Linked DNA regions of Homo sapiens: region 1 is linked to region 2. A link is an interaction called in ENCODE POLR2A ChIA-PET data of the cell type or tissue named here. Cell type or tissue: B cell. All regions are shown on one strand.

The links. ChIA-PET counts read pairs that join two places held together with the same protein. Peaks named below come from ENCODE experiments on the same cell type or tissue, not always from the same donor. Only the 100,000 strongest peaks of a DNase experiment are listed, where the experiment ranks them.
Region 1: POLR2A ChIA-PET joins it to region 2 with 6 read pairs; 1 of 35 experiments calls an interaction of 5 or more read pairs at or near these places.

Annotation. Positions count from the first base shown.
Region 1 is chr19:1,054,687-1,059,686 of GRCh38, reverse strand. It overlaps ABCA7 (ATP binding cassette subfamily A member 7), which reads right to left. Exons shown (of 47, transcript NM_019112.4): 28 at 4,993-5,000; 29 at 4,809-4,907; 30 at 4,336-4,590; 31 at 3,748-3,780; 32 at 3,444-3,621; 33 at 3,188-3,357; 34 at 2,603-2,780; 35 at 2,258-2,373; 36 at 1,628-1,772; 37 at 1,418-1,541; 38 at 940-1,069; 39 at 747-867; 40 at 602-664. Among named protein-coding and RNA genes, the nearest start is that of ARHGAP45, 10 kb to the left of the region's middle. RefSeq lists an enhancer at 3,004-3,503. In B cell, no CTCF peak of the experiment used is centred here; DNase peaks (open chromatin) are centred at 1,521 and 2,176; H3K27ac peaks cover 392 bases.
Region 2 is chr19:516,821-521,820 of GRCh38, reverse strand. TPGS1 (tubulin polyglutamylase complex subunit 1) reads right to left here. Exons shown (of 2, transcript NM_033513.3): 2 at 2,167-2,932. The coding sequence ends at 2,398. Among named protein-coding and RNA genes, the nearest start is that of MADCAM1-AS1, 11 kb to the right of the region's middle. RefSeq lists an enhancer at 2,457-3,363. In B cell, no CTCF peak of the experiment used is centred here; a DNase peak (open chromatin) is centred at 2,767.

The DNA.
Region 1 (5,000 bases), 540 kb before region 2:
GAGGCTGAGGCAGGAAAATGGTGTGAACCCGGGAGGTGGAGCTTGTAGTGAGCCGAGATCTCACCACTGCACTCCAGCCTGGGCGACAGAGTGAGACTCCGTCTCTAAAAAAAGATAAAATAGGGCAGGTGTGGTGGCTCACGCTTGTAATCCCAGCACTCTGGGAGGCTGAGGCGGGTGGATCACGAGGTCAGGAGATGGAGACCATCCTGGCTAACACGGTGAAACCCCGTCTCTGCTAAAAATACAAAAAAATTAGCCGGGCGTGGTGGTGGGCGCCTGCAGTCCCAGCTACTCGGGAGGCTGAGGCAGGAGAATGGCATGAACCCGGGAGGTGGAGCTTGCAGTGAGCTGAGATCCCACCACTGCACTCCAGCCTGGGAGACAGAGTGAGACTCCATCTCAAATAAATAAATAAATAAATAAATAAATAAATAATAATATAATAAAATAAAAATAGGAGCACAAATATTGGCATACAGTAGGTGCCCAATAAAAGGTGGTGGATACACAGTAGGTGTTCAGTAAAGGATGATGGGCAGGGCATGCAGTAGGGCAGCCACTCACTGTCCCTGCACCTGGCCTCCACCCCTGGACTCACCTCACCAGGGGGAATCCCCAGGCACAAGCGGTCAACAGCTGGCATCCTCTGCCCACGGTATACCTGGGAGAGTGCAGGTCTTTCAGAAAGGTGAGTGGGCCAGTGGGAGCACCCCCCACCCAGCAGTCGACCTGACCACACCTACCTTGGTCAAGTTCCTCAGCACCAACACATCCCCCTGGGTGGCTCCTTGGACCACCCGCTCCCGTTCACGGGCTACATCCTCGTCCTCCTCTCCCAGGAGTGGCAGAGACCTCACCCTGGGCCTGGGGACAGAATATCTGTGGGCTTAAAGTAGGTCCTTGGCCCCTGCCACCCTCTCCATAGACCTCACTAACTGTGGCAGGAGTTGGCTTCGGTGCTGCAGCAGTAGTGTGAAGAGAAGGAAGAGGGGCCCCTGTATCACCATGGCCAAGAGGTTCTTGCCGACCACCTCCCAGCGCAGGGGTGACTGGAACTGCCTGTCTCCTGTGGATATAGAAAGGAGGGACTGGGTCCATGAGAGTCTTGGTTTCTGGCCCTTTCTCCATCCATGTCACTCTGGATTCTTAAGGGAAAGGAACACAAATTGGATAGGCCACTCAGCTGGAGTCTAATTGGCATAGAAAACAGAAGAGGCCTCTTGTGATGTAATCTAAGAATTAGCTTTTTATGGCTGCTTTCTTGTACCTCCAACTTGGCCCAACCTTAGGGCCACCTAAGAACCCTGGCTGTCTCCCTGGGGGGCTGTTTTTCTCCACTCTGTATAATTAACTCTAGGTCTCCAAGGGTGCTAGCTATCTGTAGCCATGGCCCCACCTGACAGGAAGTTCTCACCCAAGCGCTCAAAGGCATCAGCCATGGCCTGGTTCCGCACCATGTCAATGAGCCCCCGGCCCAAGCAGAAGTGGGGGAAGATAAGGAAGACCTGTTTCAAGATCCGGCTCACCTCCTGCAGCTTCTGCTCAAGGGTGGGAGACGGATGTTGGTCAGGGGCTGAGTCCAACGACCCAACCCAGCCCAAGCCCCAGCCTCGTGGTGCCCCACCTGATCAGAGAAGAGCTCAAGCACAAAGGTGGCCATGCTTCCATTGATGCCAATAAAGAGGTTTATGCAGGTGAGCACCACATAGGCTGTGCTGGGCACGGAGAAGAAGAAGGAGGCTGGGTACATGAGCGGTGTGATCGACCAGCTGAAGGGACAATAGGAGTCACTGGAGTAACCACTCAGACTGAGAAGCCCTGAGAGGAATAAAAATCTCCATTCCCATCTTCTCTGCCTTAGACCTTGACATTTTCACCCAAAGCACATTTCTGTTTTTTTTTTTTTCTTTCTCTCTTTCTCTTTCTCTCTCTTTCTTTCTTTTTTAGAGGTGGGTCTCTCTATGTTTCCCAGGCTGGTCTCAAACTCCTGGCCACAAGCAGTCCTCCTGCCTCGGCCTCCCAAAGTACTGGAATTACAGGCATGGGCTGCCTTAGAACTCTACTAATATGAGTCAGGATAAGATGAGCTTTTAAGGCCACCTTGGCACACCACTGAATTGGATCACACACGGCATCACCTCAGACCTCCATATCCTCTCCTTGGGAGTCACTGCAGAGTTCTATCTCAGCAGCATTAATGTGGAAGGCAGTAAGGGGTCAGTAAGAATAGGCCCTGAGGGACTGGGGGCCTCACCCATACAGTAGTAGCAACAGCAGGAGAGCAGGCAGGTTGGCAGGGGCCACATATGCCCTCTGCTGGAAGGCCAGAAAGATGAGCACCACGATGCATGCTGGCACCAAGTAGTTACACTGCATTGGAGATGGCAGTTACCTTTATCAGCCTAAAGAGGTGGGCACTGCCACCCTCAGCCCTGTTCCCACCCTGACCTCCTTGCTTTTTGAGTAGGAAGGCACAAAGTCTCCCACAATCCTCAAGACTTTACCCAGGCCATCTTGGACAAGCCCCTGCCTACAAGGGGCCAGACAGGGCAGTGGCAAGCAGTGGCTGGGCCCCCACCCGTCCAAGCAGCCCCCGCACCATGTCCCAGAGAAAGTTGCCAAGCCAGTAGAGGGTGGGGGACAGGCCCCCCATGAGCTGCAGGTGCTTGGCTCGGGTGACTCGCTCCTCAATGAGGACAAGAGTGAAGCTGGCCGGGACAAAGGACATGGCAAAGACCACACAGATGGAGACGAGGACGTCCACCGAGGAGGCCATCCTGGAGGTGAAGACATGAGAGCTGTTGTAGGGTGAGGGTGCATGGGTTGCTCAGAGCAGAGCTGAACACGCCATTGATGGGACAAAGGTCTATGGGGCAGTCAGCAGTGGCAGAGATGGCAGGGGCAATTTAGGGATGAGGGTGCCTGGGATTTGGCAGCAGAGGTTGTACAGGTCTCAGGCAGGATAAAGGTTGGTGGGATGAGGATGTGTGGGGGAGGCTGGGGCCCGCTGAGTCTGAGGAGGTCCCATTTCCCTGGCTTAGGGAGCAGAGGAACAGTTTCTATCCCCCATTTATAAAGCAAGAGTGTGTCAGGGTTCAAATCCAGCTCCCACCACCCCAAACGACAGAGAAATGGAGGCAGGGTAGGACGTGCAGGGTAGGACATGCAGGGTGGAGGGACTCACAGTGCACCCTCAGACAGCTGCTCCTTGGTGAGGTTCAAGGGGTGGTTGAGTGTGGTGATGCTGTGGGCGTGGCGGGCCGGGCCTGGGGGCAGGTGAGCACGGAGGATTGCGTTGCTGGCTCGGTTGACAAAGGCCACCATGGAGTGCCAGCCTTTGTTGTTGAACCAGATCTGGGTGGGGGTCAAGGTCATAGGGTCAGAGCAATGGGGTTGGACCTTGCTGTGACAGGACGCCCACCTGCCCCCCCAGTTCCCACCTTGAGACTGTCCTGAGCATCCAGGCTGTGAGCCCAGGCTGTGAGGTTTTTCAGGACACGGTCGAGGGCCCCGCCAGGCAGGGGACTCAGCAGCGCCCACAACTCCTCCACTGAGCGGCCCAACTCTTGGCCCGAGGGCAGGCCTGGGTCTCGGCCCCCCAGCGAGAAGCCTCCGTATCTGTGGGGCCATGCAGGCAGGGAAGGGGAGCTGAGGGCCGGGGGGGCCGGGAGAGCTCCCAGGGGGCAGGCAGAGGGCATGGGAGTGGAACTGGGGCAGGGGACCCCAAGCTAGACCCCTCCTCACCTGACCTCATTCACCCACTTCTTAGTCTTCAGGCTGTGGGAGAGATGGACAGAGACACAGGCAGACAGGGATGTGGGACAGAGAGAGAGATGGTGAGAGGGGAGCACAGAGTCAAGGGTGGACAAAAACAGGAAAGAAAGCCGGGCGCGGTGGCTCCTGCCTGTAATCCCAACACTTTGGGAGGCCAAGGCGGGTGGATCACCTGAGGTCAGGAGTTCGAGACCAGCCTGGCAACACGGTGAAACCCCATCTCTACTAAAAATACAAAAATTAGTCGGGAGTGGTGGTGCGTGCCTGTAATCCCAGCTACTCGGGAGGCTGAGGGAGGAGAATCGCTTGAAACTGGGAGGTGGAGGTTGCAATGAGCTGAGATCACACCTCTGCACTCCAGCCTGGGCAACAGAGGGAGACTCCATCTCAAAAAAAAAAAAAAAAAAAAAGAGGAAAGGAAGGTACGCGAGACTCCCAGCCCGTAGCCCCAAGCTGGGCATCCAACCCCTCCACTTCCTCCTCCAGGACCACACCAGCCCCAGCAACCCAAGGACCCATGCTATAGCCAGGGAAACTGAGTCCCAGGGCATGGCTCACCCCTGGCGCACCAGGCGCGGGTAGGTCTTGACCAGGAAGTCAGACAGGTTCCGGCCTGTCAGGTTCTGAACCACTTCCCCAGAGCCGGTCACTGCCTGGGGCGGAGGGGGACCACCAGCTGCAGCCGGGCAGTCGGGCAGCAGGCGCCGGGCACCGGGCCGGCTACACTGGCAGGCTGGGGATGGAGACTCTGGGGTCCAGTTGCCACTGGCCAAGACCTTGGCCACTTCAGCAGGAACTTCTGGTGCCGAGAACCTGCAGACAATGGGCTGTGCACACTCAAGGGCGCTGCAGGGTCAAGGTGAAGGTCTGTGGGCACCCAGCTTCTGGGGGTTCCTGGAGCCACAGAGGCTCCCAGCTCCCAGGTGGGCACAGGGGATGCTCCAGGTGCCCCCTGAGGCTCCCTGGCCAGGGACCAGATGGGAAAACTGAGGCCAGAGAGGGGAAAGGTCCAGGCCAACAAGACGCCTCACCTGTGGGAGCTATGCTGCACTGGGGGCTCCTCCAGTCCTGCCTCCTGCAGCAGCGCCTCGAGCAGCCGGGCACGTCCAGGGTCCCCTGGGGCGTCCTCACTGTGTGTGAGGGGAGATGTAGGGTCAGGGCTGTACCCCCAGGTCCCTAGTCTTCCTGCCACCAGCCCCTTCCTTCTGCACCCACCTGAAGAA
Region 2 (5,000 bases):
TAATGCTGACATCATGAAGCTTCCATAAAATCCCTAGGCCGCGTGTGGTGGCTCACGCCTGTAATCCCAGCACTTTGGGAGGCTGAGGTGGGTGGATCACCTGAGGTCAGGAGCTTGAGACCAGCCTGGCCAACGTGGTGAAACCCCGTCTCTACTAAAAATACAAAAGTTAGCCAGGTGTGGTGGTGGGCGCCTGTAATCCCAGGTACTCAGGAGGCTGAGCCAGAAGAATCGCTTGAACTCAGGAGGGGGAGGTTGCAGTGAGCCGAGATTGCGCCACTGCACTCCAGCCTGGGTGGCAGAGCAAGACTCCGTCTCAAAAATGAACAAACAAACAAAAAACCACGAAACCCTAGAGAACTGGGTTCTGGGGAGCTTCCAAGAGCTGAACATGTGGAGATGCCTGGAAGCTCTGAGATGGTGCCCTGTGCATCCTCATGGCACTCCAATCCCCACCCTACACGTACCTCACCTGTGGTCCCTTCTTCTGCTATCTTTGCCACATCCTTTATAGTAAACCAGGAAACACAAGTGTTTCCGAGTTCAGTGAGCTGCTCCAGCAAATTAATTGAACCCAAAGGGGTGCTGGGAACCCCAACTTGAACCCGGCCAGACCGAAGTCCTGGAAGCCCAGATTCGCAACTGGTGTCTGAAGAGGGAGAGGCTCGGGGACTGAGCCCTCGGCCTGTGGGATCTGACACTATCTCTGGGTAGAAGGCGTCAGAGCTGAATTAAGAGGACACCCGGCTGGCGTCTGCTGGTTGGTGTGTGGGAAAAAACGCTCCCACATGTGGTCACAGAAGTCTTTTCTGTGTGGATGACTGTGATGTGGCGGTGACAGCAGGGGAGAAACAAGGCTTGAGTGTTCTCTATGTCCGATTGGACCCCCTCCACCAGAACAGGCTGTGGGGACTCCCATTTAACAGGAGACACTGAGGCCAAGGGAGTGAAGTCACCTGCCAGCAACTGGAGCTGGAGTTCTGGATTCACTTTTTATTTTTTTATTTTTTTGAGACGGAGTCTCGCTCTGTCACCCAGGCTGGAGTGCAGTGGCGCGATCTCGGCTCACTGCAAGCTCCGCCTCCTCGGTGCACGCCATTCTCCTGCCTCAGCCTCCAGAGTAGCTGGGACTACAGGTGCCCGCCACCACGCCCGGCTCATTTTTTGTATTTTTAGTAGAGACAAGGTTTCACCATGTTAGCCAGGATGGTCTCCATCTCCTGACCTCGTTATCCACCTGCCTCTGCCTCCCAAAGTGCTGGGATGACAGGCGTGGGCCACTGCGTCTGGCCTGTTTTTTTTTTGTTGTTGTTGTTTTGTTTTTGAGACAGGGTCTCACTCTGTCGCACAGATTGGAGTGCAGTGGCTCAATCTCGGCTCACTGCCACTTCTGCCTCCTGGGTTCAAGTTATTCTCCTGCCTCAGCCTCCTGAGTAGCTGGGATTACAGGCGCCTGCCACCACAGCCCAGCTTTTTTTTTTTTTCGTATTTTTAGTAGAGACAGGGTTTCACCATGTTGGTCAGGCTGATCTTGAACTCCTGACCTCAAGTGATCCGCCGCCTTAGCCTCCCAAAGTGCTGGGGTTACAGGTGTGAGCCACCACGCCCGGCTGGATTCGCTCTTGCAGTCTGAGAAGTGATTCTGGTTGGTGGTGGTGGGCACTGGGGGATACCGGACGACCCTCCCCACCGGTGGCGAGTGGGCTGCGTTCTGGAGCAGGCCGGGCGCAGATCCCAGCTGAGCCCTTGCTGAGGGTGTAACCTCCGCTGCCTGGGCCTGGGAATCAATCACATGAGGCACTTCAGTTCCTGGGAAGTGTTAGGGCTGTTGTCTCACCAATGTCACTACCATCTGCCCAGCTGGCCTCTTCATTTGACATCTGGGGAGACTGAGGCTCAGGGAGGATACCTGGGCCGGGCGGGGCTGGAGGGCCCGGGCCCTGCGTTCCAGAAGAGCCGCCTGCTCTCCGGCTTCAGGCTCCGCAGGGCCCCGTGGGGCGTCCCCCTCCGCTGCTCCCACCAGGCCGGGTCCAGGGGTCCCGGCGTTTCCGGCCTCGAATCCAGCCTCCAGTCGCCGCGGTTCCGGGGCCGTGGGTGACCTGCTGGGGAAAAGCGTCTTCTGCGGGCACCGGGGCTGGGAGGCGGGCGCTCGCATACACACCAGCGTCAGCCTCGCAACACATTTTATTAGCGTGGGGCAGGGGCTCCCGCGGGGGTGGAGGGGCGGCCGCGGCGCTGTGTGGGGACCGGGCGTCCGCTTCCTGGGAGCCCCGGCCTCCTCCGCAGGGCTGGGCGCCTGGTTATGGCAGGGCCTCACCAGGGCGAAGGGAAGGCTCCGCGCGCCCCGCACGCGGGGACCCCCCAGCGCAGATCCCGGATCCGCGCGGCCCACGGGCCTCAGCCCACCGGCTTGACCTTCGCGATGAAGAGCGCGGCGGCCCTCTCCAGAAACTCCTCGCGGGTCATGGGCGCGCTGGGCCGCCGCCCCCCGACGGCGCGGTCCAGCGCCAGCGCCAGGCTGTCGGGCCCCAAGCGCGAGCCGGCCTCCAGGAAGCGCGCGGGCGCGGCGGCGTCGCTGGCCTGCAGCGCGCCCTCCAGGGTGTCCAGCACGGCCTGGCCCACGCGGCGGTCGGCCACGGCGGCGGCCGAGTCCTCCAGCAGCTGGAAGAGCGCGCCGGCGCGCGCCACGAACTCCAGCAGCACGAAGCAGGTGAGTGTGCCCGCGCGGAAGACGCTCAGCGGCACCGCCTCGTGGTCACGGCACTGCACCTTGCGCAGCAGCGGCGCCACCACCTCCTCGGGGGCTTGGCCGTCCCGGCAGATGCGCCTGAGCAGCTCGCTGTAGGTGCGCCCGTCCAGCCCCGGCCTCTTCCTGCGCCCGCCGGCGCTCAGGCACTCGTAGGCCACGCTCACGTTGTTGTTGAAGGCGGCCCTGCGGAGACGGGGACGTTGGGGGCCGGCAGAGACCGCGCGCCCACCCAGCCCCAGCCTCCCCTCCTCGCCAGGCCTATGCCCTAGCCTCCCCGACCCCCCAGCCAGCCCTGGCCTCCCCTCTCCTCCTACCCCCCATCCCCGGCCTCCCCTCCTCCTCACCCTCTATCCCTGAAGCTCCTCTCTTGAGCCCCCGCCTCCCTTCTCCCAGCTAGGGCCTCTCCTCCCCGCAGCATCCCCAGCCCGGGCCTCTCCTCCCCCAAGCATCCCCAGCCCGGGCCTCTCCTCCCCCCAGCATCCCCAGCCCAGGCCTCCCTCCTCCCAGTCCCCTCCCAGCCCAGGCCTCCCTCCCCCAAGCATCCCCAGCCTGGGCCTCTCCTCCCCCAGCATCTCCAGCCCAGGCCTCCTCCTCTCAGCCCCCTCCCAGCCCTGGCCTCTCCTCCCCCCAGTATCCCAAGCCCAGGCCTCCCTCCTCCCAGCCCCTACCCAGCCCGGGCCTCCCTCTTCCCAGCCCCTACTCAACCTGGGCCTCCCCTCCCCACCCCACCAGCACTCCCAGCCTGGGCCTCCCTCCTCCCAGCCCCTACCCAGCCTGGACCTCCCCTCCTCCCAGCTCCCACCCAGCCTGGCCTCCCTCCTCCCAGCCCCTACCCAGCCGGGGCCTCCCTCTTCCCAGCCCCTACTCAACCTGGGCCTCCCCTCCCCACCCCACCAGCACTCCCAGCCTGGGCCTCCCTCCTCCCAGCTCCCACCCAGCCTGGCCTCCTTCCTCCCAGCACCCCCCAGCCCGGGGCTCCCTCCTCCCAGCACCCACCCAGCCAGGCCTTCCTCCTCCCAGCACCCCCTCAGCCTGGGCCTCCCCTCCCCACCAGCACCCCCAGCCTCGGCCTCCTCCCAACCTGGATCTCCCTCCTCCCAGCCTCTACCCAGCCTGGGCCTCCTCCCAACCTGGATCTCCCTCCTCCCAGCCTCTACCCAGCCTGGGCCTCCTCCTCCCAGCCCCCACCCAGCCTGGCCTCCCTCCTCCCAGCACCGCCCAGCCCGGGCCTCCCCTCCCCACCAGCACCCCCAGCCTCGGCCTCCTCCTCCCAACCTGGGTCTCCCTCATCCCCGCCTCCACCCAGCCTGGCCTCCCCCGTCCCAGCCCCTACCCAGCCTCGGCCTCCTCCTCCCAGCACCCCCCAGCCTGGCCTCCCCCCTCCCAGCCCCCACCCAGCCTGGCCTCCGTCCTCCCAGCACCCCCCAGCCTGGGTCTCCCCCCTTCTAGCCCCCACCCAGCCTGGCCTCCCTCCTCCCAGCCCCCACCCATCCTGGCCTCCCCCCTCCCAGCCCCCACCCAGCCTGGCCTCCGTCCTCCCAGCACCCCCCAGCCTGGGCCTCCCCCCTTCCAGCCCCCACCCATCCTGGCCTCCATCCTCCCAGCCCCCACCCAGCCTGGCCAGCCCCCACCCAGCCTGGCCTCCCCCCTCCCAGCCCCCACCCAGCCTGGCCTCCCCCCTCCCAGCCTCCACCCAGCTCAGGCCTCTCCTCCCCGCAGCTCCCATCCAGCCCTGGCTTCCCAGCTCCAACTGGACCGGCCTCAGGGCCTCTGCAAGGGCCGTGACACTGCCTTCCCCCAGATCTCCCTCACCTCCTCCCTGGTCTCCTCCAGGTCTCTCCTCAAATGTCGCCTCCCCTGACCCCTAACTCCTTTCCTCCTGTTTTCTTCCTAGTGGTCATCCTGTCTCACTCGCTGTCCCACATCCCTGTGAGCTTCATGTCTCCCACCAGTGTGAGCACCTGCCCTCCAGGGCCGGAAGTTCGTCTTGGTTATAGCCCTGGTGCCCAGAACACTGCCCTGCCCACAGTAGGTGCTCAGTAAATGTCTTGAATCAACGGCAGGCATCTGTCTGGGGCATCTGGCCCCAGTGAAGAAGGAATTAGTGAAATCAGCTCTAACCTAATAGTAGTAGTCATAGAAATTTTAAAATCCTCTTAAAGTTGCTGCAAAGTGTGACCCCCACCCTTACACTCAAGTTAAAAGAGAATGTTAACAGCCTGTCTTCTCTCTGTAGTCAGTGGACCTTATC